Regions from separate parts of the Homo sapiens genome. Here regions 2 and 3 are each linked to region 1. The links are chromatin loops, found by intact Hi-C in ENCODE. Cell type or tissue: dorsolateral prefrontal cortex. All regions are shown on one strand. Links, peaks and the distances in the headings refer to the core of each region. The heading gives the core; the rest is flanking DNA. Region 1 overlaps MCF2L2 (MCF.2 cell line derived transforming sequence-like 2). Region 2 holds the start of SNHG33 (small nucleolar RNA host gene 33). Region 3 has its middle 70 kb from the start of LINC02031.

Region 1 (11,070 bases), core at 1,194-9,193:
GAAATTTAAAAAAAGACTCTGTGAAAGCAGAACTGGGGTGAAGGAAGGTTTCATCGAAGAGATGAGGTCAGAGTTGAGGGTTGATGAATGTGCATGAGTCAGGCCTAGAAGAGGGGCAGAGGTGTGCCACAGAGAAACACCTGAGCAAAGCCGTGAGACAGGTGTGGTGTCTTTCCCTCACAGCAACAAAGGATTCCCCACATCCTTATATCTGCATTAACGCGTGGCATATGGCAGTGGCAGGGAGGAGGAAAGGAGGAAATTGATGAAATATATTTAAGTACTAACTTTGAAGAAATGCATTCAAAATAAATCCATAACCTTCTCTGAAGAAATAAGATGGGCAAAAGAAAAAACTAAAGAAAAAGGTGTAAAAGAAAAAACATATTTTTCAAGTGGGTTTGGTTAAAGCAATCAACTTCCTAATCTCCACAAGTGGTATCAGACGCCAGGCAGCCTCTCAGTCACAAAGCTGCTGTTTACCTCTAAATCATAGAAGGCAGGTGGAAAGCAGGCAAAATACCACACACCTGGCCACTGTGTACATTCTAAACCACACTATAGTCAAGGGAGGGGTGGGGGCTCATAAGCAATGCAAACCCATGGAGGGAAGGCCTTTCCCAACCAAGTCTTCTCTGCTGGAGGTGGACACAGCACTGCCTAAGGAGGGGGTTTAGACCCCGCTCTGCCCCGGTCTGTGAAATGGTGGTGACCAATGTGGACTCTGCCCACACTCCATCCCCTCGAAGACCTGGGCCCATACCGATTTAAGCGGCATAAAGAGTTGAGGCCCAGGCTGGAGAGGGTGGAAGAAGATGCCAGAAAGCATTTCTATCATGGGCTCAGCTACAAGCACAGTTTTTTTCCCTGGCCTTGTAGTTTCCTTGCTCTGTGCCTTAGTTTCTCCATCTGACAATGCAAATGACAACAATCTGCCCCTAATTTTCTTATTTCGGAGAGAGAAATAACTCCTGACACAGTTGGAGTTCCCTAAACAAGGGTCATGTGTCCTAGACAACGCGACCCAGGAAGCCAGAATAACCTTTAGCTAAAGCAACAGCCTAGGCCGGGCACGGTGGCTCAAGCCTGTAATCCTAGCACTTTGGGAGGCCGAGGCAGGCGGATTACTTGAGGTTAGGAGTTCGAGACCAGCCTGGCCAACATAGTGAAACCCCTCTCTGCTGAAAAAAAAAAAAAAATACAAAAATTAGCTGGAAATTGCTTGAACTCGGGAGGCGGAGGTTGCAGTGAGCCAAGATCGTGCCACCGCACTCCACCCTGGGCAACAGAGCAAGACTCCATCTCAAAAATAAAAAATGAAAATAAAGCAATAGCCTAAGGAACAAAGGCAACACAGCTGCTCAGTTTTCCATCCACCCGACCATGTTTACTCTGTCCCTCCTGTGTGCACAAGAGAGTCAAAACTGAGGCTTGTTTGTCATTGTTTTCCAGTCCCTTTCCACATTCCTTGCTCGTGACTGATGGGTGACAGAAGCCAGCTGGGTTATTATGCATACCAGGGTACACCATGCTCATGGAAGTATATGTCTCAACCCAGCCCTGCCACATGGGAAGTGTGGAATAAAGCCAGTGCCTAAGGCGGCAGGACACTGTGCTCAGCTCACCTGGGGATGCTAGTCAGGTAGGTCATGACATTCAGGAAGTCTTCATCTGGGATGTGTTTGAACCCCGAAAACTCTGGGAACGTGATGATGGGGGCGCCATCCTCCCCTCGGCCTCCTGCAACAAAAACAGGTGGTCAAAATGTTAGCAAAATGTTGTCCTGTCACACCTCTGCAGGGAAGTTGGGCGAAAGAATATCGGTCACCTCTTTTCCTACCTATATTATCTCAGACTAGAATTTGGGAGAAGTTAACACAGTTATTTTGAACAAGTCTCTCTTCTCATTCATGCTGGCTCCATGGCATTGTAAGAATTCAATTTTTGAATCCTTTGAAGAGAGTTACTGTGTAAAAGGAAATACTGATTTAATTATTCAGCATAGGTAGAATAGTAAATAATGCCAACACAAATATGTAATATTGCTCTTCATTTTTGTAGTCAGTAAATGTCAAAAGTAATATTGCATGGTGGTTAAGAGAGTTAACGCTAAAATCAGACAGCCTGGGTCAAATCTGCTTTGCCACATTGTTGCTATATGATTTTTGGCAAGATACTTAATGTGTTTCTTTCATATTTATATATACATATATATGTATGTATATATATAGATATATATGACCTACCATTTTATTATATAGGAATAATGCTTGTACCTACATGGTAAGGTGAGGATTAAATGACAGCACAAATGAGAAGCACCTTAGCAGGGTGCTTATTATATAAAACTGCTCAAAAAATGGTGACCATGATTATAATTATTATTATTACAAGGAAGCAATAATCAGCTTCCCTTCAAGAATTTATAAATAGTAATTTAAGATATCCCTGTGAAAGTAAAAATATGAAAATTCACATTTAATTCAGAGCAGAGACCACCAAATTCAATAGATTCTATTTCCCAGTCCCCTTGCAGCTGCATGGAGCCATTTGACTAAGTTCTAGCCCCACAGTCCCCAAACTGTGTCGCAGGTAAGCAGGGAACCACAGTAAATTCATGGGAGCACTGTGACTGTTTTAAATTTTTGAGGGAAACACAGTGACAGTTGACATCTGTCAGACACCATATGCACTACTACTACCATATGAACTACTTGAGGTAGTTCCCTATTTCTTTTTCCTTTTATTGAGACAGAGTCTCGCACTGTCGCCCAGGCTAGAGTGCAGTGGTGCAATATCGGCTCACTGCAACCTCTGACTCACAGGTTCAAGCGATTCTCCTGCCTCAGCCTCGTGAGTAGCTGGGATTACAGGCGTGCACCACCATACCCAGCTAATTTTTGTATTTTTAGTAGAGACGGGGTTTCATCACGTTGGCCAGGCTGGTCTCAAACTCCTGACTTTAGGTGATCCACCCGCCTCGGCCTCCCAAACTGCTGGGATTACAGGCATGAGCCACCACGCCCAGCCCAGGTAGTTCCCAACTTCAACATCAAATTGCATTATATTCTTGCAGATGGTGTTGCATCTTTATAAAGCTGGGGGTTTGGTACTTGCTGGAATAAAAAGCAAAAACAGTGTGCAAATCAATGTGGAACAAGACATAAAGGTGGTGATATCTAGTTTGATTGCAAGGTTTAAGATAGTTGTAGTTATTTAAGAATAAAAATGAGAGAAAAAATAATATTTTAATTTATATGTATTATTTTTTCAAACAGCTACTAAGTTGTTAGGACATAGATACATATTAAGTTGTTTGACATGTTAGTTATTGCTTTTGGCCTAGGGGGGCCATGAAAAAAAGACTGAGATGCTAAGGCGCAGAGAATTGAGAGGGTTTGGGAACCTCTGCCCTAGCCAGTAGTATAGGAGCTTAAGCTGCATGCACCTCCCAAGTTATGTCCTTGAAGAGAAACCACTTGAAGAGGAATCATGGCTCTCAAGGCAAGGCCAACTACAAATGACTGAATGTATTCAACATATCTGAGACACACATATCAGTGTGGGGTGTGGTTAGTGGGGACTGTGTGATTAATGAGGATGTGTGGTCCACGAAGAAACTATAGAAGAGGAGGACTCAGAGGAGCAAAGGCGGGCAGTGTACAGCCAATGCTATTCTAAGGAGAGAGGGCCAGCCCACTCTGAGAGTCCAACCCACGTTACCAGTCTATCTGATGACACCACTGTAAGATCATCCAGCCAACTCTCTGGTGCTGACTCCAAGCCTGATAAGAATCTTCTGTTTATAATCTGATTTTCCAAGTAAATTGTAAACTTGTTTCAAGAAAAGGAATGTGTTATTGAGCAAACATAAGTATATTATGTAAAGAATAAGTTAGCGCTGTGGTTTTTCTGCATGAGTCTCTTGTGAGTGTTGTTAATATGGGTCTTAGGTGCTCAGAAACCAATTGCTGTAGAACGAAACCATGTGAGATTTGTCTGGATGGTCAGTCATCCCTCCACAGAAGGTACCTCTTTATTAATCCTATATGTTTACTCTAAATTTCCAAAGATGAGATCTACAGATTAGATGTTTATCAAGACAAGTATATTGAACTACCTCATTACAGTGACTGATGAGGATATTAACAGCTTTCATCTAATAATATTCTTCCTCTTTGCAGTTTCACAACTATGGGAAGTTTCAGAGAAATGTGCATTCAGAGAATTTGCGTCTTTGAAAAGCTAAATTAAGATGCATTATAACACTGTAGTAATTGCATAATCAACATTTGCTGAGGGACTGGCTAAAACATTTCAAGGAACTGAAATACCCTAAAATATTCACTAGAATGTGATTATGCCATTTAATTTCACCTTTTATTATTATTATTATTATTATTATTAGATGGAATCTCGCTCTGTCACCCAGGCTAGACTGCAGTGGTGTGATCTCCGCTCACTGCAACCTCCGCCTCCCAGGTTCAAGCAATTATTGTGCCTCAGCCTACCGAGTAGCTGGGATTACAGGCACATGCCACCACGCCCAGCTAATTTTTGTATTTTTAGTAGAGACGGGGTTTCACCATGTTGGCCAGGCTGGTCTCGAACTCCTGACCTCAACTGATCCGTCTGCCTCGGCCTCCCTAAGTGCTGGGATTACAGGCGTTGAGCCACCACACCCGGCCAATTTTACCTTTTTATAGTTGACTGTATTAAAGCCATCCTCACCTAAATGAAAAAAGGTGAAGTTTTCTTCTACCTTGGTTACTACCAATACTGAACAGCAGAGAGGCCCTAAGGTTAACTGTGCACACCCACCTACTGTTGAATATTAGTCTTAAGAGGCAGAAGCATCAAGGAAACAGAGCTGGACTTAACTGTGGGGCAACCTACAACATGGCATCTAGTGCCACCTTCTGAGGAAACGCGGTAATGCAATAGGAAGAAAGAATAATTATTCCAAAGTCCAGTGCATTCCTTGAATGCAAGGAATACAAACAACCCCAAATTATTTGGTACTAAGTAAAATGATAACTTAAAATAAACTTTACTCCTCCTACTATGATTTTGTACCTTTTCATTAAGTGAAAGACAAATAGTTTTAGTGCAGAAAACATTAAGCGCTTGGGGTACATAAGGTGATTGCTGAAAGGGCCCTGGTGATAGCTGGCATGAAGGCTTCATGCACAGGTGAATTGAGAATACAGGAAATCCTACAGGAAGATGGCAAAGACCAATGATGGGGAAGGTTGCAAAGCATCTTCCTACTGCTCTTTGCCTTCCAGTATCTATTTTCCCTTTCTCCTCTACACAAGGTTTTAACTGGGGAAATGGCAGAACCATTCCCTGGTAAGCACTTTGGAAATCTCAGGGCCTAGGATACTAAATGACCCATTCTCCATAATAAAACAAAGAATTGCCCCACATGCTACGTGACTTCCAAATGTCTTACCAGAGGCTTAATTTAAGTGAAAAATCCATTTAAAATGCTCTGAACCTAGACTCTGTTTTTACAAATAATCATAAAGAATTTTTATATTTATTTATTTATTTTATTTATTTATTTATTTATTTTTTGAGATGGAGTTTCACTCTTGTTGCCCAGGCTGGAGTGCAATGGCACGATCTCGGCTCACCACAACCTCCGCCTCTCGGGTTCAAGCGATTCTCCTGCCTCAGCCTCCCAAGTAGCTGAGATTACAGGTATGCACCACCACACCCGGCTAATTTTGTATTTTTAGTAGAGATGGGGTTTCTCCGTGTTGGTCAGGCTGGTCTCTTAACTCCCGACCTCAGGTGATCCGCCCACCTCGGCCTCCCAAAGTGCTGGGATTGATTACAGGCGTAAGCCACCATGCCCGGCCAAGAGGTTTTTTTTTAATCTTAATAAAGTCACTCCAGGTATCTGATCACCCCACCACATCCCAGCATTTGCACCCATCACATTTTTGGTGACTCCAAATTGAGGGGCAAGCACCTCTTTCATTATTCTCATGTAGCTAGACATGCATGTGGAAATACATACTATTGAAAGATATGTTACTTTACTATAATTAGTTTCCTTTGATTCCTCCTTTACAGTTCCTTATATTTTATTTTTTAATTTTTAAAAATATGTGCATAGGTAGGTGTGGCTGTTCACCTAAGTTTTCCCTTCCTGGGCATATAGCTACACTACATTTCCCAGCTTCCCTTGCTGTTAAGTTTGTTCAAATGACTGTGACAAGTTCAAGTCAATGGAATGTGCTGTATGCTATCTCTGAGCTGAGAATTTTAAGAAGCACTATGCTCCTTCCATGTTCTCTTAGCCTGTCTGCTCCCCAGACACGCATAACAACAATAAGAACCAGAAACTCAAAGGAGCCTTCATTCCTGAACCTCCACATGGAGAAAAGTTGTCTGCTGACCAGGAACATACATGCAGAACTGGTAAAAGAGTAAGAACTTAATTTCTGTTATGTGTGTTTTGAAACCGCCTTTTCAAAATCATGACTGAGACAGTGAAAGGGATCTAACTTAACCCACTCCATCTTGCTTCTAACATCCAAGCTCTCCTTGTTCATTCCTGGGCGTAGGCTGAACTAACTTTGGGAGAAATTTAGTTTAGTTTAAACAAACATGGTAACAGCCCTTTCCTAAAGCAGACCTCCATCTTGCCTGGGGATTAGATTGCCTTTGTAGGACTAATATTAGCCACAAGATTAGAAATGATGGTTTAGGAGTCATGCAGCTGGAGGCTGCAAGGTCCTGACCCTCCCTAAACTGCTCCTAAGATCAGTGCTTGAGATATTTTGCAAACCCTGCACTTGATGGATCAGCTGGCACCATCCAGATCAATAAATGGGTTTACCTGATCTGTGGCCCCCCGCCCAGGAACTGACTAAGCACAAGAAGACAGGTCCGACTCCCTGTGATTTCATCTCTGGCCAATCAGCACTCCTGGCTCACTGGCTTCCCCCCACCCACCAAGTTATCCTTAAAAACTCTGTTCCCTGAATGCTTGGTGAGACTGATTTGAGTAATAACAAACCTCCAGTATCCCACACAACCGGCTCTGCATGAATTACTCTTTCTCTATTGTAATTCCCCTGGTTCTGTCTGGGCAGCAGGCAAGGTGAACCCCTAGGGTGGTTACAGTTGGAGCTCTATACTCTTTGGAGTATATTCGTTGTAGTTGTTGAGCCCACCCTTGCAGATATAGTATCTATAAATTTTATGTTAGGATGGCAGAGGGCAATACAAATCATTTGTTATAAAAAGGAGATATTCAGTCAAACATGACTGAGAACCTTCCCTCTCACCTGCACTACCGAATCCAACAGCCACTAGACACATGTGATTATTAAGCACTTGAAATGGAACCAGTCCAAATTGAGATATGCTGTAAGTATAAAACACAAACTAGATTTCAAAGACTTAGAATAAAAAAGGTAAAATCCCAAAAATGTTGAATATCGAGTACATGTGGAAATATTATTTTAGATATGGGTAAATTTAAAATATATAATTAAAATTCATTGTATCTGTTTATTTTAACCTTTTTAATATGGTTACCATAAAATTTTAAAGTACATGTGTGGCCCACACTGTATTTCTATTAAACAGTCCTGCTCTAGATGTCGCCCCTTGGTTCTCACCTCCCAGGTTTCAGGTCACTAGCTCCATATGTAAGCTAGGAGTTGGGGCTCCGATCTCTTCCTTGGTTTGACATTTTCCATTGTTTCAGTTAGGAGCCTCCCACTCACCCCTGGGAGCCCTACCCTCCACCAAACCTGGGCTTCATTGGTGTGTATGAGGTGAAACTGGGGACTCTACAAGCCTAAGAGTATTGAGCAGTTGATTTCTTCATCAATTATTTTCAAAAGGATTCAAGCTGCCACAAGAGACAGGCAGAGAAAGGGAGCAAAGAGGGAGAGAAAGTGAAAGAGAGAGATTCAGTTCACAATAATTCCAAGTGGGAAACAACCATCAAGATAAATATAAAAGGACAATTCCTTATAATTAAAGGAAAGGAGCTGTGGCAAACGTTGATTGATGGCTAATTCACTCCCAGTCCCCTTTTCCCTGACCACCGTCTCCTGTGGCAGTTAGAAAGCTAAATGCTTGCCTTCTGAGATTCTCTTGCTGCCAGGGAATGGCTGTGTGACAGAATTCTGGAATGAGACATAAGCAGAAGGCAGCCAAGAGTTTCTACAAACAGAACCAAAGAAGCCAGCATTTTCCTTCTCCTTCTTCCTGCTTTGGACACTGACCTAATGTCTGGAATTGCAGCAGCCACCTTGAATCAAGAGTTGACAAATAAGAAGAAAACATCAAGAGAATCATAAAGATGTCAGCCTTAATGTCATTGAGCCACTGATCCAATACCAAGAGTTTCTATCGTCAGACCTCGTTATGCAATTTAAAAAACAAACCAACAAGTCTCAGAGGCTAAGTTCCCTTGTAGTCAGATACCATGCTGAGTGAAACTTTTCTTCTTACAGATGAAAAACTGGGGTTTGGAGCCACCTACTGGTTGTGTTGGAATGTGAACCCAGAATTGTCTGGGTCCAAAGCCCAGAGTGTTTCCACCACACTAACCTGCTTATACTCTCTTGTTTCCTAGCTAAGCCCTGAATTTAGAAATATCCCAAGTTCACTGTGAACATGCAGGTGTCTTCCAACGTCAGAGCTACCAGAGGCCCCAGCCCTGGTCAATATCCAATTCCCGCTGGTGGCCCTGCTCACAGGCTTCGCATCCAGAGGCCGCAAACCATCGGGCCACAAATCTGGGTCAGGCTTCATGTAATGAGCCTCTGCTCTTCTACCAGCCGTGGGAACACATGCACAGTTCAGCAGACCAGGCAGCTAGGGCTGCATTGAGGGAAAGGCTCTATCCTCTCCTTCACAGCCTTCCCGGTTGACAGGGTCTCTGGCTCCTTCCAGAGATCAGTGAAATTGGTAGAAAATTTTGTAGGGAAAATCTTTACCTTACTTGCCTGAATCAGGAAAAGGAAGCTGCTATGAGTTGAGGCTGAGGCTGCAGCTCTTAGGCTACCACAGCCATGGGAAAAGACCTAATTAGAGAGATTTCTGTTTTACAGCAACAACTATACAGGCCCCCACAACAGCCTCCTTGCTGACACTTGCTGTTTCTGCCAGAATAAGAGAGATGGTTAAAGATGAAAAGCAGGCCTCTGATTCCAAACAAAGTGCTGACTCAGAGAGACCCACGGCTGCCGCTATTCTTGCAGACTTGCAAGGCTGTAATTACTATCACAGCGAATCCATGCTTCTGCTTCATAAGAAAGGCAAATTTGGGCCAGACACTCTGGCTCACGCCTGTAATCCCAGCACTTTGGAAGACTGAGATGGAAAGACTGTTTGAGCCCAGGAGTTCCAGACCAGCCTGGGCAACATGGCAAAACCCCATCTCTACAAAAAATTTAAAAATTTTGGGCATGATGGTGTGCGCCAATGCCTGCCTGTAGTCTCAGTTAACTCAGGAGGCTGAGGTAGGAGGATCACTTGAGCCTGGGAGGTCAAGGCTGCAGTGAGCCAAGACGGTGCCACTGCACCCCAGCCTGGGCAACATAGCGACACCATGTCTCAAAAAAAAAAAAAAAGCAAAGAAAAAAAGAAGACAAACTTAAATGACAAAAGGAACTCAGAAATGAAGGGTTATCTTTATTATGGTCAAAGTACCTTCCTAAAGCAGAAGTGTCTTCTGCGCCCAGTGTGTGTTTCCACAGTTCTCTGTTCTACGTTAGGGAGTGACAATTATCTCTATTCCTGACTCAATGGTGGCATTGTATACCATATTTATTGTGAGCATGACATTGGTTCCTTATAAAAATTATCTTACTTGTAATAGAACCCCAAAATAAACATTTTATAGAACTATAAAAAGATATCAGAAAAAAAGAGAAACACTTATTCAGCAGTTGCAATACTAAGTGTTTTTCATACATTATGTCATTTAATCCTCAAAATTACTGGCTGGGTGTGGTGGCTCATGCCTGTAATCCCAGCACTTTAGGAGGCTGAGGCAGGTGGATCACCTGAGGTCAGGAGTTCGAGACCAGCCTGGCCAACATGGTGAAAGCCCATCTCTACAAAAACACAAAAATTAGCCGGGCATGATGGCGGGTGCCTATAATCCCAGCTACTCAGGAGGCTGAGGCAGGATAATCACTCGAACCTGGGAGGTGGAGGTTGCAGTGAGTTGAGATCGTGCTATTGCACGCCAGCCTGGATGACAGAGCAAGACTCCATCTCAAAAAAAAAAAAAAAAAAAAAAAGAAGTTACAATAACCCCATCATACAGATGAGGAAACTGAGGTTTAGAGAAGTAAGTTGCCCAAGGTGATGCTGCTAGTAAGTACAGAATCCAAATTCATATCTGGAGCTGTCTGATACCAGTTCATGTTTTTTTCTATATTGCCTCTAAGTCATAAGAACAGAAAGAAAGGCCTCAATAATACTCAAAGGAGATAAATTTGGATCATAAATGTATTAATTAATCTGTCACTAGACTGATTCCTGAGATGAGCCATTGTGTAATTATATAAGCCAGAATCATGCATTGAGGCCTCAGAGCTTTAGTCTAAGGCTCTAGGAATCTACCTGACCCCAGCCCACCCTGTCATCCATTCCAGACCTTGAGCTGCATGGTGGTCTCGGGGCCTTCTGTGGTAGGGCAACAGTTTCCAGGAACCCAGAGAACAGACCCCATTCTGCCTTTTGTCTTGCGCAAGCCCAGACTCACAGTGGGAAGCCATGAGACTGTGCCTTCAGGAGGCTGGTTAGGTCCTCCCACAGGGGCCAATGGTGCCTAACTAGGCATCTGGGGAGCAGGGAGACCACCGGCCTCGCAGAATAGACCACAGGGACTTGGATATTTTTGTACTGAGCACCTTTTATGTTCCAGTCTCTGATCTAAGCATTGGCAATACAGACAGAAAGAAGAAAAAGGAGGACCCTGTATTTATGGAGCTTTCAGTGACTATGTGCGCAGTGACTGATATGGCGGAAAGACCAGAGAATTCCCCCAGAATGTCCTGGATTGTGTAAGATGTGGTCACCCAG
Region 2 (11,070 bases), core at 1,901-9,900, 65 kb after region 1:
GTATGATTCCATTTTGGTTTGGTCTATTGGGCATAGGAAAGGATCTCAATTTAAATCAGTCACCTCCTATAAATTTTATTTAACACATGTTATGTTAATAAACTTGTTTGTTTTTCTATGGTTAATCTTCATTTGTTACAAGGGGTCCCACCTAAGAAGTATGAAGGGTAGAGGAAAAAAATTTTTCTCCCTTACAGTTTCAATTATACATCTTTTTAAAAAAAGTTAGTGATGTCCTAGAGTTTTCCATTTACATTTACAACTAATATAAGTAAATCTTCTTTCAAATAACATTACACCACTTCATATGTAGTACAAGTATCTTAATGACAGAGTATTCCCAATTCCTCCCTCTCATCCTTTATGACGTTTCTGTCATTTACTTCACTTATCTAGAAGCGATCATCACTCAGCACATTGTTGCTATTATTATTTTTAACAAACTATTAACTGCTAAATAAACTGAGAATCAGAAAAATAAGAGGTTATACATTACCTTCATTTATTCTTTCTATAATGCTCTTTCTTTAATATGAGCTTTTGAATTATTTACCTTCTTTCTGAAGAACTTCTGTTAATGTTTCTTGCAAGGCAGGTCTATTGGTGACAAATTCCCTCAGCTTTCATTTTTCTAAGAATGTCTTTATTTCTCCTTCATTTTGAAGGATAATTTCACTCAATACAGAATTTCAGATTGATCATTTTTTCTTTCAATAATTTAAATATTTCACTTCACTCTTCTTGCATGGATAGTTTCTGAGAAGTCTAATGTAATTCCTCCAAAGGTAAGGTGGCTTTTTTTTCTGGCTACTTTCATGATTTTCTCTTTGTCTTTGATTTCCTGCAATTTGAATATATGTCTAGATGTTGATTTTTTTTGTTCATTTATCGTGGTTGGTGTTATGTCACCTTCCTGGATTTGTGAATTGGTATCTGCCATTATTTTTGGAAAAGTCACAGCCATTATCACTTCAAACATTTCTTCAAATGATTTTTCCTTTCACTCTTTCTGATCTTTCTGTTGTTTCCATTATGCATATGTAGGATATAATAAATTCCTCTTCAAAGGTTTGAGCCTGTAAATTGTTAAGTACAACGAGTTCTGAGATCCTCTCCAAAGAAACAATGTATCAATGTGTTCAGCTCCCCGTTCTTTGTTCTTCATTTTAAAGTTTAACTTCCTCGTTCTCCTCGTGTCCTTGCCCCTAGTTTCAGTAAATAACCCACCAGTTCTAATCAGTCGTTCACATGTGTTCTCCTGGTCACCTGCTCCTTCCTGAGTCACCCCTGGTCACTTGCTCTGACCTAAGTCACCTTTAGTCACCTGTTCCATAACTGTCTTTCTCGCCAAAGCTACTCACCCTGTCACTCCAACTCATACCCCACTGTCTTTAAAATAGCCAATTGGAATTAACTTAGACTGTTTGGTCCAACCCTAGCCAATAGGGGAACAACACAGCAGTAGGGGCTACCTATGTCAGGAATAAAAACCCCTTCCCCTCCCTTGTTCAGGTGTGCTCTTGCCATTGCTCCATCCACGAGTCACACCCTTCTATAGAAGTAAAATTGCCTTGCTGAGAAAATTAAATTTATGTTTTAGTGCTATTTCTTTTGTGGCACCAAAAATTTGCTTCTAATACATATGTCACACTATTTGTAATTGTCCCATAATTCTTGGATACAGGCATACATTGTGTTATTACACTTCACTTTATTGCACTTCACAGATATTATGCTTTTTACAAATTGAAGGTTTGCGGCAACCTTGTGTCAAGCAAGTCTATTGGCACCATTTTTCCAACAGCTTGTGCTCACTTCATTAGCATTTTATATGCACTGGGAAACCAAAAATTTAGTGTGACTTGCTTTGTTGCAGTGGTGTGGAGCCAAGCCTGTAATATCTCTGAGGTGTGCCTATATTCTGTTCGATTTTTTTCGTTCTTTTTTTTATTCTTTTATTTTCAGTTTGGGAAGTTTTTATTGATATATCTTTAATTTCACTGATTTTTTTCTTTGGATGTGTTCATTACAATAGCTAAAGCATGCATGTGGTACAAAATTTGAGTCAAAAGAGTATACAATGAAAAGGAATTTCTCCTACTTCTTTCTCTGAGCCACCACATTTTCCTTCCCAGAGGAAACACCTGTGTATACATGTAAGTAATCGTGTCTATGTTTCCTTTTGATTTTTTAAATAAAACTTATAGCATAATATATGCATTTCTGTATCTTGCTTTTTTTTATCCTTCAGTATATTTTACAGATAATTCCATATCAGTATACATGATGCAGAAACTCTAGAATTTCAATTATTTTCAATGACTGCATAGTAACCCATTGTATGTATGGCTATCCTATAATTCATCAGTTTTGCACTGATGGGCATTTAAACTCTCTTATCTTTGCTATATGAATTTAGAAATGAATTTCCTTAGTCACCCGTCATTTCAGCATGTAGGAGTACACCTGTAAGATAAATTCCTAGAAATAGAATTGCTAGGTCAAAGGTTTGTAAATTTGCAATTTGGGTACTTATTGTTAAACTGTTCTTCATAGCATTATTGCCAATTTCTGCTTCCATCAGCAAAGTATAATAATGCCTGTTTTCCTGCTACTTCCTCAATTACAGTATATTTTAAAACTTATATTTTCTAAAATGAAATATATTTTTTTATTTTGAATAAAATTGAGCCCTTTTATTCTGTATTGGTGTTTTCTGTGAACTGTTGATATTGTGTTGATTTTTCTAATGAGCTGCTAATACTGTTGAATTATAGGTACTTTCTCATGTATTAGGGAAATTAGTCCATCGTCTGTGACATGAGTTGCAATTTTTCACCCAGATTGCTGTCTGCCACTTTTAGTTTATGTACTTTTGCTGCTTTTAAATTTTTTTAAGTAATTGAATGTATCATTTTCTCTCTTACGGCATTTGGGTATTGCTTTATAAAATTTCCTGTGCTACAGAATGTATGAGGATTTAATGAAGTACACTTATACTTCATTTTTTCCATTTAATCTTTATCTGGAATTTATTTTGATGTGAGGTATGAGTTTGAGTTGGGATCCAACTTTACTTTTTCTAGATGGCTACCCAGTTGTGTCAATATCATTTGCTGAATTTTACAAGTTTTTTTAAAAATCAAGAATGTATGTTGAATTTTAACAAATACCTTTTTTGCATTTTGGAGATGACAAATTTTTCTTTTTCTTTATAACGATGTTTAGAGATGGGAGGTCTCACTACATTGCCCAGGCTGGCCTAGAGCTCCTGGGCTCAAGGGATCCTCCCACTTCAGCCTCACAAGTAGCTGGGACTACAGGCACAAGCCACTGTACCCAGCTATTTCTAGTAAAATAGAAATACTTTATTATAATTTTTATTTGATTTAGGATTTTTCCAGTAATATTCATGAGTATGAATTTTTTTTTTTTTAATTTTTTAGAGATGGAGTCTTGCTCTGTCTCCCAGGCTGGAGTGCAGTGGTGTGATCTTGGCTCACTGCAGCCTCCACCTCCCGAGTTCCAGCGATTCTCCTGCTTCAGCCTCCTGGGTAGCTGAGATTACAGGCACACACCACCAAGCCTGGCTAATTTTTGTATTTTTAGTAGAGACAGGGTTTCACCATGTTGGCCAAGCTAGTCTTGAACTCCTGACCTCAGGTGATCTGTCTGCCTTGGCCTCCCAAAGTGCTAGGATACAGGCGTGAGCCACCGCGCCCGGCCATGAGTAAGAATTTCTATGGTCAATGTATACGTATATGCTGTATGGGTGTTTTATGAGACTTTGGTATAAATGTTATGCTCACTTCATGAATAGAATTTGAAATGCTTCCTCTTTTTTCTGTGCTTAAGGCAGAATCAACAGCAACCAACTCTCTGTTCCTTAAGTTTTCACAGAATTATCCTATGAAATAATTTGGGCCTGGTGCTTCTGTGGATTCAGCTATGGAGAAATGCAGTTCTCTAATAACATCTATTTCTTTTTTTCCTTTATTTTGAGACCGAGTTTCGCTCTTGTTGCCCAGGCTGGAGTGCAATGGCACAATCTCGGCTCACCGCAACCTCCGCCTCCCGGGTTCAAGCAATTCTGCCTCAGCCTCCCGAGTAGCTGGGATTACAGGCATGTGCCACCACGCCCGGCTAATTTTGTATTTTTAGTAGAGACAGGGTTTCTCCATGTTGGTCAGGCTGGTTTCAAACTCCTGACCTCGGGTGATCTGCCCGCCTCGGCCTCTCAAAGTGCTGGGATTACAGGCGTGAGCCACCGCGCCCGGCCAACATCTATTTCTTCTATGGTAATTGGTCTACTTAGAATTTCTATCTCTGGAATGTTTTGGTAAATTATATTTTCTTGGAATCTTGTCCATTTCATTCAAGTTTTCAAATTTATTATGTAGAACTGACTGATCATGCAATGCTTTTAAGTTTTCCTGTATCTATGGTTATTTCCCCTTTATCATTTTGTATTTTGATGTGCTCCTCTTTCTTTCTTGAGCCAACCACCCTATTGTTGCCTTTTTCAAATCTCTTATTAGTATTCCCATTTCCATTTCTATTTTTTATTTTCTTCTTTTATTCTTACGAATTCCTTCTTTCGGCTTTTCTTAGGTTTACCTTGCTATTTTTTCTGAATTATTTAATTTACTTTTATTTTGAATTTTTAAAAGCACTGTATTGGTATATCCCACAGGTACTAATATGCAGAGCTTGCTCTTTTTTTTTTCATTTTTAAGATATTCAGTAATCTCAGTTTTGAGATGGTTAAGAGGATTTCTTAATCAGTTTTTTTTTTTTTTTACATTTTGAAAATGTTATACAATTTTGCATTGTTTTATTCTCCACTCCTTTGTATCCTACGACAGTCTCCCGCCCCGTTTCTTCACCTCAGTTCTCTAAAGATTGAAGGTCAAGAGGAGGGTTTCTTGCCCTGGAGCCTGCGATAGGGTGGGCCCTTGCGGTTCTTGGGCGGAAACGGCGATAGGGACACCCAGGGCCTAAGGAGGCTGGGGACAGAGCAGATCCTCCCAGCCCCCAACATCACCCCGGAGTAGATGCAGACCCCCAGGGTCCCGGAGGCCGAGACCACACCCCGCGGGCACGAGCCCGATTGGCAGATTGTAGCCGAGTGGTTTCAACGGTGACGCCCCCCACCCGAATGCCTCGCTGGGATTGGCTCATTTCTTGGTTCAGACCTGGACGGTGGCCAGAGGAGGACAAGAGGCTTTTACACCGAACGGAGGTGATGTGGACGACAACGGAGACGCAGCCGCACTTCACCAAGCGGCCGGTCCGAGGGGACATGGCGGCAACCTCTGCAGCGTCAGTGCTGCTGGCGGGTGCAAGAAACTGGTGGCGACACTGCCTGAGCCCGCTGCTGTTGCCAAGGTGACGAGGCATAAAGCCGCGGTGGATCGGTGCGTGGGGGCGCGGGGTGGGTGGTGAAGGGAGAACGAAGCTCGAGCGGAAAGACAGGACCGCGACCGCTTGTCAGGGGATTCGGCTTCCAGTCCCCCTTCCAGAGGGCGTCCTTCTGCAGCCAGGCCTCTGTCTTCCCCCGCCCCCACACGGTACGAGCTACAGAATGCTTTTCTGTTTTCTCTTTTTCTATAGTAAGGAAGCGCTTTCCTTTCTCCCCCGTTTATTCATTTGCTTACTTCTGGTTCCCGTGTCCTTTTAACATGTCCCCCCGTCATTCTCTGTTTAAGGACACAAGATGTTCCAGGCTCATCTTGTACTTAGCTCCTGCCTTGGAATCAGACATTTCTCCAAAGAATCCTGGTTCCTTTTTTTGGAGAATGCTATTTTACAGCCGTATCTGGGCTGTAGGTTGTGTTCGTTGCTACTAGGATGCCATCGCTTCTAGACTGTCTCAGCAGACAACGCTAGGAAATTTTATGTATATATATATGTAGAGAGAGAGAGATGCAAACACACATATTTATGTACATATGTGTGTGTATGTACGTATATATACATGTATATTTATATGTATACACACACCCTCCCCACACACATCCATACATGCATCAATCCAGGCACATCTATATCTGTTTTATATCTATCTATCTACATGTATGTTTAAAAAACAGCTGACTTCATACTGTTAACTCAGTTCCAGTGCAGCATCTCACGGTTCAATCAGATTTGCCCTTTCTGTAATTGTAACTGTTTTCTGAGAGTGAGAAAGCTGGCTCTCCTTATCCACAAGATATTCACTTTTTTGCTCAATCGTGTGCAAAAAGTAGATTCAAAATTGCTAACCCATACCACTGTGTAAAAACAGACCAACTAGCCAGAGTTCAATATTGGTTTACAGTTATGTTTGTCTTTAGTTTCTGTAATTAAAACTGTATTATACAGGTTATGAAGGCAGTCATAGAGGTTTTATGACTATAGAGGTTACAAAGTCTCTATAATTAAGATGTGGAACTAGTGTGTGAATAATATAAAAAGACAAGTAGAATAGAATAGAAAATCCAGAAATAACCCCAAGTGCAGGTAGAAAGTTAAAGATAAAGGTGCTATCACATATCATTGGAGCAGAGTTGGGCTTTGTAATACACAGAGCTGGGCCAACTGGTTGGCCATTTGGAAAAAGATAAAATTAGATCTACACCTTATAGCGTAACAAAAATGAAGTCTAAATGGATCAGGGATCTAAATGTGAAAAATGAAACAATACAAGTACTAAAAAGAAAAAGGCTTTCTAACTATGACTCAAAAAACCATAAGCAATAAAATAAAAAGTTGATAAATTTGACCACATAAAACAAATAGCATGGCAAATACATCATAAAGTCAAAAGACAACTGAAAAAAAAAACTGGATTGGGAGAAAATATCTGTAGCACGTATCACGGGTAAAGGATGAAGATCTTTCATATTTAAATTTGAATTTTAAAACTTTTCCAAATCAATTTTCTCTGTTTACATTCAGCAGTGGCAAAGTGACTTTATCTTTTACATAAGAATATGTCAAAAAAGTAGCAAGTTATACTGCTTTTAAAGATAAGAGTCATCCGTTTAAAAATACTTATTATATCATGTGTCTTAGGGCCCCAAAGGAAACCCTAACACAGGAATTCCTGTGCAAATAATTAGAAAGTTTCCAGGAAAAAATCACAGGGTAATAGAGAAATAGAATAGAAAGGGAAGGAAGGCCAGTGAGCAAGCTGCTCTAAGCCTGTTCCCCTGGAGGTGGCTCAGTGCTGCTTAACTCTAAGTCAGTGTGCATGGTCAATCCCTGGAGTCGTCCTTACCAGAGAACCAGCAGGCTGGTGTGTTTATGTCTCTACCGAGTCATTAGTTAAGGTCTGCCCTCAGGGAGACCTAACTTCCCAGATACTTCGGGTTTTATAAAAATATAAAACATCATACTTAAGACTTAGTATAAAGTTGTCCATTCAGAACCTTCTTTTTAACTATTGTCCCTGTATGCAGGGAGTTTTTGTTTCAAATTAAACAAAAACTAGGGTTGCAGATATGGTTTATAGGACTGTATCTCAACAGACTGACAAACTGAAGCTTTCTTTCTGGGTAGACTGGGATCCATGCCTTTTCTGTTCACTGTTGTCAAGTTTAAATGCAGTGTGCAACATGAAAACCGCAGTGATGTGTTATTAGTTGGGAATCTTTGTCATTTGGGATATCTGCATGCTATCTGTTTTCAGAGCTCACTGCTGTATTAGCTATGAAGTAAAGCTTGTTTTAACAAAGCAATAGGCTTCATTAAGATCAAGGCTGTGTATAAGTCATGGTTTCCTACTGGAAAGATAATTATCTTTAAGGTAAATGATAACCAGTGAATACATATCGGAACAACTTCCCTGGAGATGTCAATGCAGAGCTTATTCCCTGTTTATACATCTTAAACACAGAATAATAATGTAGGAAATGTCTATTTTGATTTTTCCTAGGCCTTTTTTTAGCCAGTGATATTTAGGATATGGGAGGGAAAATAGCCTAATGAAGCAAGTTGCTACACATGAATATCTAGAGGTGATACTAAGACTTTCGAAAAATAGACTTTATTTTATTTTTAAAATGGTTTTAGGTTTCCAGAAAAAAGTTACAGGTTTACAGAGAAGATAGTACAAAGAGTTCCCATATACCTTGCACCCTATTATTCCTGTTATTAACATTTTATGTTAGTATGGTAAATTTGTGGTGTAATTATATTATGGTTATTATGATACCATTTTTTTCTTTTTCTTTTTTCTTTTCTTTTTTTTTTTGAGACGGAGTCTTACTCTGTCACCCAGGCTGGAGTGCAGTGGCATGATCTCAGCTCACTGCAACCTCCACCTCCCGGGTTCAAGTGATCCTCCTGCCTCAGCCTCCCGAGCACCTGGGACTACAGGCGCACACCATCACACCCAGCTAATTTTTGTATTTTTAGTAGACAGTGTTTCACCATATTGGCCAGGCTGGTCTCGAACTCCTGACCTCATGATCCACCTGCCTTGGCCTCCCAAAGTGTTGGGATTACAGGTGTAAGCCACCTCGCCCGACCAGTGTGATACAATTAATGAACCAACATTGATGTGTTATTATGAACTAAGGTCCACAATTTATTCAGGTTTTCTTAGTTTTTATGTAAAGTGCTTTTTCTGTTCCAGAATCTTATCCAGGATACCACATTCCATTTTGCTGTCATGTTTCTTTAGACCCCTCTAGGCTGTGACAGTTTCTCAGATTTTTCGTATTTTTGGTGACCTTGACAGTTTGGAGGAGTATTACTCAGGTATTTTGTAGGATATCTTTCTGTTAGAATTGACTGATGTTTTCCTCTGGATTAGACTTGAATTTGGGGCTTTGGGGAGGAAGACCACAGATATAAAGTGTGATTCTCTTTTTTTTTTTTTTTTTTTTTTTGCGACAGAGTTTTGCTCTTGTTGCCTAGGCTGGAGTGCAATGGTGCAATCTTGGCTCATTGCAACCTCTGCCTCGCGAGTTCAAGCAATTCTCCTGCCTCAGCCTCCCGAGTAGCTGGGATTACAGGCATGCACCACCATGCCTGGCTAATTTTGTGTTTTTTGTATGGGGTTTCTCCATGTTGGTCAGGCTGGTCTCGAACTCCCGACCTCAGGTGATCCGCCTGCCTTGGCCTCCCAAAGCACTGGGATTACAGGTGTGAGCCACCGCACCCAGCCTAAAATGTGATTCTCATCACATCAGATTGAGAGTTATGATGGTTGCTGTTGACCTTAATTACATGGCTGAGGTAGTATTTGAAAGGGTTCTGTGCTAGAAAGTTACTCTTCTACCCTCCTTCCACTCTGTACTATTAGGAAGGATATCACAATGTCCAACTCACACTTAAGTGAAACATTTTTTCCTAACTTTTCAAAAGGAGCAGGTTGTTTTGGATGAAGCAGATAAAAATGTTGAACCAAGGAATTAAGGATCAAATCCATGAGATTTACTAGAAATTAAATACAAGTACTCATGTGTGCACATGAGTTTTCTCCAGCTGGCAGGTTGGATTCATTGTTACAATATAGCTGTGAAGTGCTATGTTGTCCTTGCCCCCTGCTCAAAGCAATTGTTTCCCACAATCTCTGTCTCACTCGGTTCTATAGTAAGACATGGACGCTTGGTCTCAAACATTATTTCTCTAAGTATTGTTATGAAACTATTACATCTCCTTAATTGATTTGCCAATATAATTAGTCATTGTCTTTTTTTTTTTTTTTCAGAGTCTCACTTCATCACCATGCTGGAGTGCAGTGGCACTATCTGAGATCACTGCAATCTCCGCCTCTCGGATTCAAGCGATTCTCGTGCCTCAGCCTCCCGAGTAGTAGCTGGGAGTACAGGCATGTGCCACCATGCCCAGCTAATTTTTGTATTTTTGGTACAGACCTGGTTTCGCCTTGTTGGCCAGGCTGGTCTCGAGCTTCTGACCTCAAGTGATCCGCCTGCCTCGGCCTTCCAAAGTGCTGGGATTACAGGCGTGAACCACTGAGACTGGTCAGTTATTGGCTCTTTTTAAAGATTGTGTTGCTTTCTGCCTCAATATTAATATGTTGGAAGTTACCAAGAAGTTCATGACAGATCTATTTCAAATTCTGGTGAAGAAGGAAGAATTGGCCCTTGAAAGAATCAGTGTTTTACAATAATTTTGAAAGAGGGTAATGTTTTTCTAATTGATATACATAAAAACCATAGCCAGGGATTTAAAATTTACCTTCTTGTTTAAGCTCTGTACTAAAATTGCAGAAACTAGTATCGTGTCTTACCATTTGTAATAAAGCTATCAGAGAAAACCCAAGGAAAAAAACAGCTGTACCAGATAGAAAAACTGAGTTGAACCTTTTTTTTTTCTTTTTTTTAGATGGAGTCTCACTCTGTCACCCAGGCTGGAGTGTAGTGGCGCGATCTCAGCTCACTGCAGTCTCCATCTCCTGGGTTCAAGTGATTCTCCTGCCTCAGCCTCCCAAGTAGCTGGGATCACAGGTGCCCACCACCATGCCTGGCTAGTTTTTTGTATTTTTAGTAGAGACAGGGTTTCACCATGTTGGCCAGGCTGGTCTTGAACTCCTAACCTCAGCTGATCTGCCTGCCTCGGCCTCCCGAAGTGCTGGGATTACAGGCGTGAGCCATCGTGCCTGGCCTGAGTTGAACCTCTTTTTTAACAACAGGGTACTTTGTTCTAAGATTTGGTACAGTAATATCTATATTTAAGCAGAATTAGTAAAATCAATGAATAACTATTCTCTTCCAATGGTAGGGATGAGGTATAGAAATCAAATGGCTTTTTATTCCAACTCTGACATGAATTAACATTTTCTTCTTGGGAATACTATAAGGAAGGAAATTGTATGCTCTTTATGACAAGAGATTGACCAGTCAGGTTGTTCCTTGTAGAACACAGAGTGAAAGGTATCCGGGCTTCTAAGAAACAGCATATGCCAGTTTCTGGTGTGATAAGAGCTGCTCTTCCCTAGTATTGCTAATTAAGATGCTATTAATATCTGATTATAGTTGAGCCTTGAACGACATGATTAGGGGCACCAACCCCCATACAGTCGAAAATCTGCATATAATTTGACTCCCCAAAAACTTT
Region 3 (11,070 bases), core at 1,768-9,767, 670 kb before region 1:
TTTTAGATTTTTTCCTTTAGCGATTACCCTAGAACTTAAGAAATAGATCCTTAATTTCTGATGCCTAATGAATTGAAAAATTATTTGTAGAACTAATTGAATGGCAACAGTAGCATTATAATGTTCCAGGTGTTATTTTTATCTGCTCCATTCAGGCACCTAGAGGCACTAGCAGTCAGCATCACCTTGCTTGGGATTTTCCAGGCCACCCATATGATCAGAAAGGTGTAAACCATACACGCTCTGCTTTACTGCCGGTGTAATTTTATTGCTATGTTCCCAGTCGAAAAGGTAGGAGCGGGGTGTTATCTATCAGGACATGTGCACTTTGCACACCCTGGATTCAAATCTAGCACCCCTAGCTCAGGGAGACCTCAGGTCTGCCTCACAGCTGCCTTTTCCGAATCAACAGCAAAAGTGATCCAGTGGTATATTCACATCCTGACCTCCCACCCTCTGCTAGATCTCAGTCCAGTCATTGTTCACTGTGTTGTTTAGTCTTTGATGTATTTTAGAAAAAAGTTTAATACATTTCATTCAGCTCTTTAGTTGCAATGCCTGAGAAAACTTACCCTCTCAGTTCCTGCCCCTGAAGTTCCTGGAGCTACCTATAGCTTGGTTACTCCTCTACCAGTACTTACTGAGAGCCTACTATCTGCCTGACCCTATTCTATGCTCTAGAGATTCTGCAGTAAAGTCCAGGCCTCAAGGAGTTGACATTCTGGCTGAAGAAAGAGATGTTAAACAAGTAAACTTGTCTAAATAGATTGAGAGGGTGAACTACACAACGTCCTGGCAAAGAGCTTCTTAGGCAGGTGAAACAAATCCCAAGGCCCTGAGGCAGGACAGTCAGAGTGCCTGGAGCAGACTGAGAGAAAGGAGGGTAGCAGAGATGAGGTCAGGGTGGCCAAAGCCAGACTGCATAGGGACTGGTAGGGTTTTATTCTAGGTTTAATGAAAAGTCCTTAGTGTGGAAAGATTTGAAAGACTTGTGTTTGTATTAAGTTGCTCTGGTAGCTTTGTGGAAAATAGCCTACAGATCTTTTCTCTGATTCTAATCGAACACACTCCAATACATTTCTTTTCCCTTCTGAATTAGCTACAGTCACATAACCACAAAAGAAAAAAAAAATCCTAAATCATATACCTAGAGTGGTGACTGCAGAGAAACATGAGGTATTTCATTCGATTTGGAGGAAGACAGTGAGGACTCCTATTCATATTCCAGGCTGGGAAATTAGCAGCCATGGGTGTACAGGACTCAAGCCCTACTATGGCAAGTCTGGCCTCCCGAGACTCTGACTCCTTCTTTGACACAGCCACACCTACAGCAAAAGACTTGAGCAACGTGCTGCTGCCCAGCCCCAGGTGGTTCTAGGAAGCAGCCACTCTCCTGAAACAATCAAGGCCCTGATTTCAACCTAGATCACCTGTTCTGATTTCTCCCTCCTTCATCCCCAGTGGGCACGTCGTTACCCTCTGCCACCCAATGCTTCGATTGAGATCACCTGTGTCACCTGACATGTTCTCAGAATAGAAAATGATCAGGCCCTGGCACCAGGGATAAAAGTTACAGGTAGCAGATAGGTAACCCCTGAATAGTAGCTGAACACATAGTCAAACTTACTAGTGCAGAAACCAAACACATTCATAGACTGGTGCAAAACTTCATAGAGCAGTTTTTGACCGCCCTTGAAAAATAAAGTGGGAGAAAGCAATTCTGGCATAAATAGAAAGGCCGATGCTCACGTTAAAAACTCTGGAGAAAATGGTGGGCCGGACACAGTGGTTCATGCCTGTAATCCCAGGAATTTGGAAGGCCAAGGCAGGTGGATCACCTGAGGTCAGGAGTTCGAGACCAGCCTGACTAACATAGTGAAACCCCATCTCTACTAAAAATACAAAAATTAGCCGGGTGGGCGACTGTAATCCCAGCTACTCGGGAGGCTGAGGCAGGAGAATCACTTGAATCTGGGAGGCGGAGGTTGCAGTGAGCCGAGATCGCACCATTGCACTCCAGCCTGGGCGACAGAGCGAGACTCCGTCTCAAAAAAAAAAAAAAAAAAGAAAGAAAATGGTGTCCTTGTAATCCCAGCACTTTGGGAGGCAGAAGTGAAAGGATTGTTTGAGCCCAGGAGTTTGAGACCAGCCTGGGCAACATGGCAAGACCTTGCCTCTATTTTTGTATTTAATAAATTTTTTTAAGAAAATGGTTTCCCATTTCTCAATTTTGTGTGAACAGATGCTAAATATCACATATACTAAGATGGGCCATGAAGTCAAAGTAACCGTTTTTATTCCCATGTATAGCAACACTTCATCTCCTCAGAATCCAGCTGTCTAGACATTTCAGCTATCCAGCATGTAGATATAAGAAAGGCGGCAAACAAAAACGTATCCAAAGAATTCAAATATATTTAACAAGTTTTACATTTTAAAGTATCTCTTTTATCTCAGGTTATTCACATTTATCTCAGTTCTCTTTTATCTTAGTTCTTTTTTCCCTGAGTTGTACACTACATCTTGATGTTAGAGGTGAGAGACGGGCTACCATAGGAAACAACCAGAAATAATAGTCTGCCCTCTAGAGGCCAGAGTAAAAATTTGAAAATACAGATGCAGTATCTCAAAAAATACAGCAATTTTGTCTCTGGGCAAACAGCACTACGATTTTCAGTGAAGGCATTGCAGCACTGTATGATAGCTGAAGTATACAATGATTTCCCTTAAAGATCAAGATCAATGCTTGAGCATGGGAGGTCGAGGCTGCAGTGAGTCATGATTGCACCACCGCAATCCAGCCTGGGCAACAGAGCAAGACCCTGCCTGAAAAAAAAGTGTCCAGAGGTCCAGATCAAGATCAAGAAAATGTTAAGTTGTTTTCCTGGAAGGGCAAGAAACGTGTATTGCATTATAGAACAAATCCCACTAAAACATAACCAGGATTCATTTTGTAAAGTGAGTGAATGTGAAGGTGTAACTCACCTGTTCAAAACACCATTTTACTTGGAGTAACTTTTTTTTCTTCTCTTCACATGTGATTAGATAAGCTCTAAGAAACTAATTGTGTGGTGAAGAACCTGGGTTCTGATATCAGACAGATCTAGACTCAGTTAACAGCTGTGTGACTTTGGACAAGTTACTTAACTTCCGTAAGCCTAGGTTCCTGATCTCTAAAATGAGATTATCAGTACCTCCCTTACAAGGTTAACATGAGGATTAAGTAAGATGAAGCATTGTGAGGCCCTTCCGCCTCACAGTAATTGCTCAATAAATGAAAACTATTACTTCTACTATCTCAATACTGGAGACAGCACTGCCTAATAACTATGGACTCTGCAGCCAAAAGGCATAGGCTCAAAGTTCAAATCCTGGCTTGGCTACTTACATAATAGTGTGACCTTGAACAAGTTACTAAATCTCTCTGTGCCTCCATTTCCTGGTCTTTAAAATAGAGACAGTGATTGTACCTACCCGATAAAGTTGTGAAGAGGATTAAGTGAGCTAAGGCAGGGGTCTCCAACCCCGGTGAGCGGTAAGCGAGCATTACTGCCTGAGCTCTGCCTCCTGTCAGCTCAGCAGTGGCATTAGATTCTCATAGGAGTGTGAACCCCACTGTGAACTGCGCATGCGAGGGATCTAGGTTGTATGCTCCTTATGAGAATCTAACTAATGCCTGCTGATCTGAAGTGAAACAGTGTGGTCCCAAAACCATCTCCCCAACACACAGTTTCTGTGAAAAATTGCCTTCCACGAAACTGGTTCCTGGTGCCAAAAAGGTTGGGGACCGCTGAGCTAATGCATTAGAATTGCTTAGATCAGGGCCTGGTGCATAGTAAGCACATTTAAGTGTTGACTGTCATTGCTGTTAATGACTGATCATGCCATTGTTAGGAAGCACTTTTCCTCCTTTGATTTAGCCATGACTTCCTCCTTTGTCCTCCCCTGGCAATCATGTCATATACAAAGTCCTTTTATGTGTATCATCCCAAATGAGTCTTAGGACATGATACCAATGTTTATAAATTTCACACAGGTATTTGTCCAAAACAATATTTAACTGAATCATGAATCCTAGTATCAAACAATACAAGTATCACATCACATAATAATACATTTTTAAAACTGAAAGAAACTAACATCTATAGTTAGAAAAATACGTTCCTCCAAAGCAACATGGTATTGGTACAAAAACAGACACATGGACCAATGGAACAGAGTAGAGAACCCAGAAATAAAGCCACTATCCTACAGCCAGCTGAACTTCAAAAAGTCAACAAAAATAAAGGCCGGGCGCAGTGGCTCACACCTGTAATCCCAGCACTTTGGAAGGCCGAGGCGGGTGGATCATGAGGTCAGGAAATCGAGACCATCCTGGCCAACATGGTGAAACCTTGTCTCTACTAAAATACAAAACATTAGCCAGGCATGGTGGCACGCGCTTGTAGTCCCAGCTACTTGGGAGGCTGAGGCAGGGGAATCACTTGGACCAGGGCGGCGGAGGTTGCAGTGAGCCAAGATAGCACCACTGCACTCCAGCCTGGCGGCAGAGTAAGACTCCGTCTAAAAAATTAAAAAATGAAAAAAATAAAAAATAAAAAGTCAACAAAGTTAAGCAATGGGGAAAGAGCTCCCTATTCAATAATGGCACTAGAATAGCTAGCCAGCCATCTGCAGAATAATGAAACTAGATCCATTTTACCATATACAAAAATTAAATCAAGATCGATTAAAGATTTAAATGTAAGACCTCAAACTATAAAAATCCTAGAAGAAAACCTAGGAACTACACTTCTTGACATCAGCATTGATTTATGGCTAAATCCCCAAAAGCAATTGCAACAAAAACAAAAATTGGTAAGTGGGGCCTAATTAAACTAAAGAGCTTCTGCACAGCAAAATAAACTTTCAACAAAGAAAACAGACAACCTACAGAATGGGAGAAAATCTTCACAAACTATGTATCTGACAAAGGTCTAATATCCACAATCCATAAGGAACTTAAATCAGCAAGCAAAAAACAACCCCATTAAAAAATGGGCAAAGGACATGAACAGATACTTCTCAAAAGATATGCGAGCAGCCAACAAACATATGAAAAAAATGCCCCACATCGCTAATCATCAGAGAAGCAAATCAAAACCACAATAAGATACCATCTCACACCAGCCAGAAGGGTTATTATTAAAAAGTAAAAAAAATAACAGATGCTGGAAAGGCTGCAGAGAAAAGGGAACACTTATGCACTGTTGGCGAGAATGTAAATTAGTTCAGCCACTGTAGAAAGCAGTTTGGAGGTTTCTCAAAGAATTTAAAACAGAACTACCATTCCACCCAGCAATCCCAAATCCCATTACAGGGTATATATCTAAAGGAAAATAAATTGTTCTACAAAAAAAGACACATGCACTTGTATGTTCGTTGCAGCACTATTCACAATAGCAAAGACAGAAGCAATCTAGGTGCCCATTAATGGTGGACTAGATAAAGAAAATGTGGTACATGTGCTCCATGGCACACTCTGCAGCCATAAAAATGAACAAATTCTGTTTTTTGTAGCAATGTGGATGCAGCTAAAGGCCATTATCCTAAGTGAATTAACACAGAAATAAAAAAAAATACCGCATGTTCTCACTAATAAGTGGTAGCTAAACATTGAGTACACATGAACATAAAGACGGCAACCACAGACACTGGGTACTACAAGAGGGAGGCGGGAGAGAGGGGAGTGTAGGCTGAAAAACTACCTCATTCTATGTACTGTGCTCACTACCTGGTGATGCAATCATCCATACCCCAAACCTCAGCATCATCACACAATATACCCATGTAACAAACCTACACTTGTACCCCTGAATCTAAAATAAAAGTTGAAATTATTAACAGAGAGAGAGAAAAATGGAAGCAAGGAAGGAAGGAAGGAAGAGAGGGAGGGAGGAAGGGAGGGAGGGAGGGAGGGAAATAGGTTCCTTATCTCTCTAATTCCTGGAGATTAAAGCTACTGAGTCTAATTGTGAAATCAGTTTAAATAGCTGCAGTTTCTCCCACTTAGCATAAGGTGGCACCAAAGGATGTTTTAATTTGTTGCTCAATGCCTTGGACAAAGTGCTCCAGCTAGTCAGAAAACCTAGGAATACAAGCAAGATCTTCTGAACTAACTGAATAACCCTGAGAAGCCTCAGTTGTCAGCAGCTTCCTCGAACCTTTTGTGCCCAAACTTCTGAAACTGTTTCATCTTGGGTAAGAACAGAAAAGTTCTCTTACAAAAATATGCCTAAAAATATCCTACTGTTGAACTATTGCTGGGGTAGATTGTTTGACACCTGCCAGGAAGCTGTGCTTCCTGGTAAACAAAAAGTAACCCATGTACAGTATAGGAAAGCCATCAAATTTAAAATACTAACAAAAAATCATCAATACTACAACTCGGAGATAACCATAGCCTCTCCCCAAAATTTCCACCTCCCAAATTGCCTATTTCTAGCTTCCCACATTTTCTCTTTCCCAATTTCAGCCTCCCAAGTTCTCTACCAATATTTTCCAGTTGTCTAAATTCACAATATTTGAGACATTTTATTCTTTCCTAACAAAAATAGTAATATCTCCCCTAGAACTGTATTGTTTTAAAAGTGCTTAATCGTTGGAGATCTGTGGCACAGCCATGTGAATATACTTAATGCTACTGAACTACACATTTTAAAATGGTTTCAATGCTAAATTGTATGTTTTTACCACAATTAAAATTTTTAAAAATTGTTTTCAAAAGGAAAAAGTGTTTAACCATTAACATTTTTATACATTTAGTTCAAATTAACTTAAGCAGTCCTGTCCATAGTACATTGAACTGTACATAATACATTGCATTTAAAAATGGGCCAATAAGCAAGCTCATGCTAATAAAATAAATCAAATAACCTTGTGACTTTGGGACTCACTGGGCATGTGTTCCAAAGAACATACCATGCCTAGTGCTGTGGATATCAACAGGGCAAGATAAATGTGAAGGTTAAGAGTAGCCCTTCAACTTCAACTGCAATTTCTCCAGCGAGTTAGCCACAAGGTCCAACTGACCACAGGTGTCTCTTTAGATTAGGTGGTGAGAAAAAGACTGAAAAAGTCCTAGTCTTTGGCAACTACAAGATCATTGAGTGTCTAAGTTGTGAGGAAGGAATAAGAGAAAAAGTGAACTAGTTTGTGGTCAGTCCGAGACTCCATCTAGATTTTAGGATGGAGTGGCAGTGAGGGGTTTTGTAGGAGGGGCTTTCACAGATGGAAGTCATACCAAAGTGAGGGTCTATCATCTTAGAATCTCCAAAGGCAGATGGCATGGGTTCAAACCCTAGCTCTGCCACTTACTAGGTGTGTGGTTAGCTTCACAAATAACTTTATCTTAGTGTGTCTACTATCCTCCTCTGTAAAACAGGAACTACAATGGTAATAAAGTAGTACCTATCTCACAAGATGGGTAAGTAAATTAAAAGAATTAATAGTGTGAGGCCAGGCACAGTGGCTCACACCTGTAATCCCAGCACTTTGAGAGGCTGATGTGGGCGGATCACCTGAGGTGGGGAGTTCAAGACCAGCCTGACCAACATGGAGAAACCCCATCTCTAATAAAAATACAAAATTAGCCAGGCATGGTGGTGCATGACTGTAATCCCAGCTACTCAGGAGGCTGAGGCAGGAGAATCGCTTGAACCTGGGAGGCGGAGATTGTGGTGAGCCGAGATCGTGCCATTGCACTCCAGCCTGGGCAACAAGAGCAAAACTCTGTCTCAAAAAAAAAAAAAAAGAATTAATAGTGTGGCACTTGACATACAGAAAGCACCCGTGTTAGCCAGGATGGTCTCGATCTCCTGACCTAGTGATCCGCCCACCTCGGCCTCCCAAAGTGCTGGGATTACAGGCTCAAGTCTGCTTTTAGCTTCCCTATCTTAGTACACCTAAAAGGGAAAGGAATGTGCTTATTAAGGCCCACTGTTTCACTGAGACCCACTGTATAGGTGTGAAGTTTGGTGATTACCCAGGAGATTTTCCCCAGCTCCTTCTGTGTGGGAGCTGTCTTATCTGTGTTTTACTGTTTGCTCTTTCAGGCTGCTTGTTGTTAGAAGAGAAGTGACTTTTTGAACTGCATGAGATTAGAAAGGGAGCTATGTCTGAGCTGCTTTTTGTTAAAAGGAAAGTTTTCTGCCAGGGACTCACCTAAATAATTTCTCTCTGCCTCCTATAACATATTTCCCCCCTCTGAAATGGAATCCCTAACTGCCGTTAGGGGGAATTGGGTGATGACTTCTTCTGGCTACTTCCTGCTGGAGAGGGGCATTGTGTGGGGAACAGCAGCTAGGGCTCCTCCTGGGGTTGATTTAAGGGTTCCTGGTAGAAGGGAGGTTTCATTTTCAGCTTTATTTAAAGCACCATTTGAAGCTTGGTGGTTTCTAGGTGAGAAGAGATAAAGTTTACAAGGGGGCTTAGAATATAGGGTTCAACTGTGAGTATTAAGACTGCCATTATTAATGGGGGCACAATAGGCCATAACCATGACTACTGAGTTTGTTTGATACCTGCAAGCCATTTAAATGGATTGTGCTATTGTAAGTGGGTGTATGGGGCTTGGCTTTGTTTAGCTTCCTTGGTCTCACCTTCCCTGAAAAAAAGGAAACCTTGGGGTTATAGGTTACCTGTCAGTATTTGTAGGATAATTGCCCAGAACTAGAACATGTTTCCAGATTTTTACATTACCCATGCTTTTTTGTTTCCTTTGAGCTGCAGCCAGAGATTGACAGAAATAAACAGGGTTAGTTTAAAATGTAGGCAAGAACTTAAAAACAATTAATGAGACTACAAGCCAATGACAGATGTATAAGTTTTAAAACATAATTTTTCTCTCTTTAGTCCTCATTTTTGTTAAAAACAACTTATGGTAGGACTGAGCTGTTTGCAAAACAGACTTTAGTTTTAAACTTGGTCTGATTATTTGCATAAAGTCCAGCAAGAATAACCATCTTTTAGATCAGCTTTGATGGAAACTTTTTCCATAAGGAATCTCAGATAGGACCTTTTAAAGCCAAGCCCAGGAATGGGTTGAAACCTTTAAATACATGCGAATTGGGTAAACTTCTTTCTTCTTGAGGTTCCAGGTGCATGGGGTTTCTAGGCCTGTTAGAAAGTGACATTCTTTACTCACCGCAGGCTAGGAGCCCTGTACTGAGAAGCTGTAGTCTAGGTATGAGGCCAGTTTCCTAAGGTGCTTTTTATTGGCTTTACAAGTCAAGCCTGACTCCTTAAAGGGGAACACACCCTTCCAGTCAAAGCCTTGGTAAAACAACCAGTTTTTCCAATTGTGTCCTGTTGCAAAAGAAAATGGATTCTTGTTGCATTGATGCAAACTATATTGTTGTAATTTAAGAATACTTATAACTAGTTTTCAAATTCTAGAGGAACTAGGCAGAGAGAAACAAACACGCTTCAAATCCTATTTACAGGAGTATACTTTACTTAGTTGTTAAAGGCTGTAGCTAGCTCAAGACAAGTTTCCTTGACTCTGAAAAATAAAATAAGGATTAGCGGTGTTCCAAGCAAAAGCCAAAAACTTGCTTCTGTTTTCCATTAGTTCAGTCCATTCTATTAACTTTTGTTTTGCTTGATATTTATAAACATTTCAGCTTTTCATGAGTTCTGTATTTTTGTTGTTGTTGTTATGAGAAACCCACATTTGAGAGCACTTGTTCAAGTCCCACAGCTTGATTATAAAACATCTTTTGAAGAGAATTAAAACAAAACAACAATTATCTGTAAATGACAAAATGTCCAGTTTGGATACTGTCAGAAACACAATTGACAAAGAAACTTGGTTATTTTTATGATTTACAATAACCCAGCATAACAACCTTAATTGTGATTGATTGCACATATTCAGACACTAGAACCCTAGACATCCCATACAGTTGTGGAAAACATGTTAATATTATTCCCTAAAATATAACCTATTAGACATCATTTTGTCAATTCCATGTACCTAAACATGTTAAATAATCCTGTTTACCTCTCTTCTGGATGCTCCAGGGGCCCTCTGCAACACCCCAAAGCCAAAGTTTAGGAAAGACAAACTTCAGACTAAAGTTTGATTTTGGGAAGCCTGTTAAATATGTTCAAAATTCAAAACACTCGATATTATGAAATAGAATTTTAGATTACCATAAGTTTTTTTTATTTGTTTTGTTTTGCCAAAATAAGTCAAAAATTTGAAAAAGCAAAAACCATTCATCAGCCTTTTCTATTACATGAAAATCCTGTTCAAGAGAGGTTAAATTTTACCCTTGCATTAGTATGCTATTAATGTTAACACTAATTTTTAATGAATCCTTATAGACAATCCTATTTAATTTTAACCAGTTTGACCATGAAGTGAGATTTTCACAGACCTGTTGACAAGTTTTCACAACCCTTGACAAGTTTTGGTAAAGAGTAGATTAGCATTGTAAGAAAATCTTGTCGTGCTTTTGTTTTGTGTTTAATTTACAGAAAAAAAAACATATAATACCCTTTTGAATTTAGTTAATATGGTCACACACAGAGTTTCCTTTGCAGGACTAATTTTTACAATCTCCTCACAACTTGCTTAAACCATCCACTTTATTTTATTTAATTGTAAGACAATTCTTTATTCCTAAGCAAAATGTATATTTTCATGCTATCGTATAATTTTTAACTAAAAACATATTTTACTGTTTTTATATGTCTTGCATGCAAATCCATGTTCAGTGGTTTTAATTACAAGTCATAATGGTAATGCTTAGCAATTTTTAACTTTAATGTAAAACCTGCTACGTTTTTTAAATCATGCGCTGGATGCAGATGAAGTTTGACTCCTTCTAGCATAGTTAGGGACATGGCTACTTCAACATGTTCTTGGCCTTACCAGTTGTGAAGCAGGCAAGTTGAAAGTTCTTAAAGGCTAAGGAAGCAGTTTACGGCCAGGCGCGGTGGCTCACGCCTGTAATCCCAGCACTTTGGGAGGCTGAGGCGGGCAGATCACAAGGTCAGGAGATTGAGACCATCCTGGCTAACACG

Evidence for each region. Hi-C counts contacts between places; a loop is a spot of excess contacts. Peaks named below come from ENCODE experiments on the same cell type or tissue, not always from the same donor. Only the 100,000 strongest peaks of a DNase experiment are listed, where the experiment ranks them.
Region 2: a loop joins it to region 1, with 2.2 times the contacts of the local background. A loop is called at or near these places in 5 of 110 quality-filtered maps.
Region 3: a loop joins it to region 1, with 5 times the contacts of the local background. A loop is called at or near these places in 27 of 110 quality-filtered maps.

Annotation. Positions count from the first base shown.
Region 1 is chr3:183,377,672-183,388,741 of GRCh38, forward strand. It overlaps MCF2L2 (MCF.2 cell line derived transforming sequence-like 2), which reads right to left. Exons shown (of 30, transcript NM_015078.4): 3 at 1,626-1,740. Among named protein-coding and RNA genes, the nearest start is that of MCF2L2, 45 kb to the right of the region's middle. In dorsolateral prefrontal cortex, for the core only: CTCF peaks have their summits at 4,927 (motif pointing left), 5,139, 8,514 (motif pointing left) and 8,730; DNase peaks (open chromatin) are centred at 4,890 and 8,540; H3K27ac peaks cover 3,199 bases.
Region 2 is chr3:183,442,378-183,453,447 of GRCh38, forward strand. It overlaps SNHG33 (small nucleolar RNA host gene 33), which reads left to right and starts at 5,231. Exons shown (of 4, transcript NR_038302.1): 1 at 5,231-5,388; 2 at 9,701-10,135. It overlaps SNORA63D (small nucleolar RNA, H/ACA box 63D), which reads left to right and starts at 9,482; the gene lies at 9,482-9,613. LOC124900564 (small nucleolar RNA SNORA81) reads left to right here and starts at 10,190; the gene lies at 10,190-10,355. RefSeq lists an enhancer at 4,898-5,433. In dorsolateral prefrontal cortex, for the core only: a CTCF peak has its summit at 5,499; DNase peaks (open chromatin) are centred at 5,214 and 7,219; H3K4me3 peaks cover 3,441 bases; H3K27ac peaks cover 2,259 bases.
Region 3 is chr3:182,708,179-182,719,248 of GRCh38, forward strand. No RefSeq gene overlaps it. Among named protein-coding and RNA genes, the nearest start is that of LINC02031, 70 kb to the left of the region's middle. RefSeq lists cis regulatory regions at 5,957-6,222, 7,000-7,089. In dorsolateral prefrontal cortex, for the core only: CTCF peaks have their summits at 2,609 (motif pointing left), 2,809, 6,084 and 6,283; no DNase peak of the experiment used is centred there.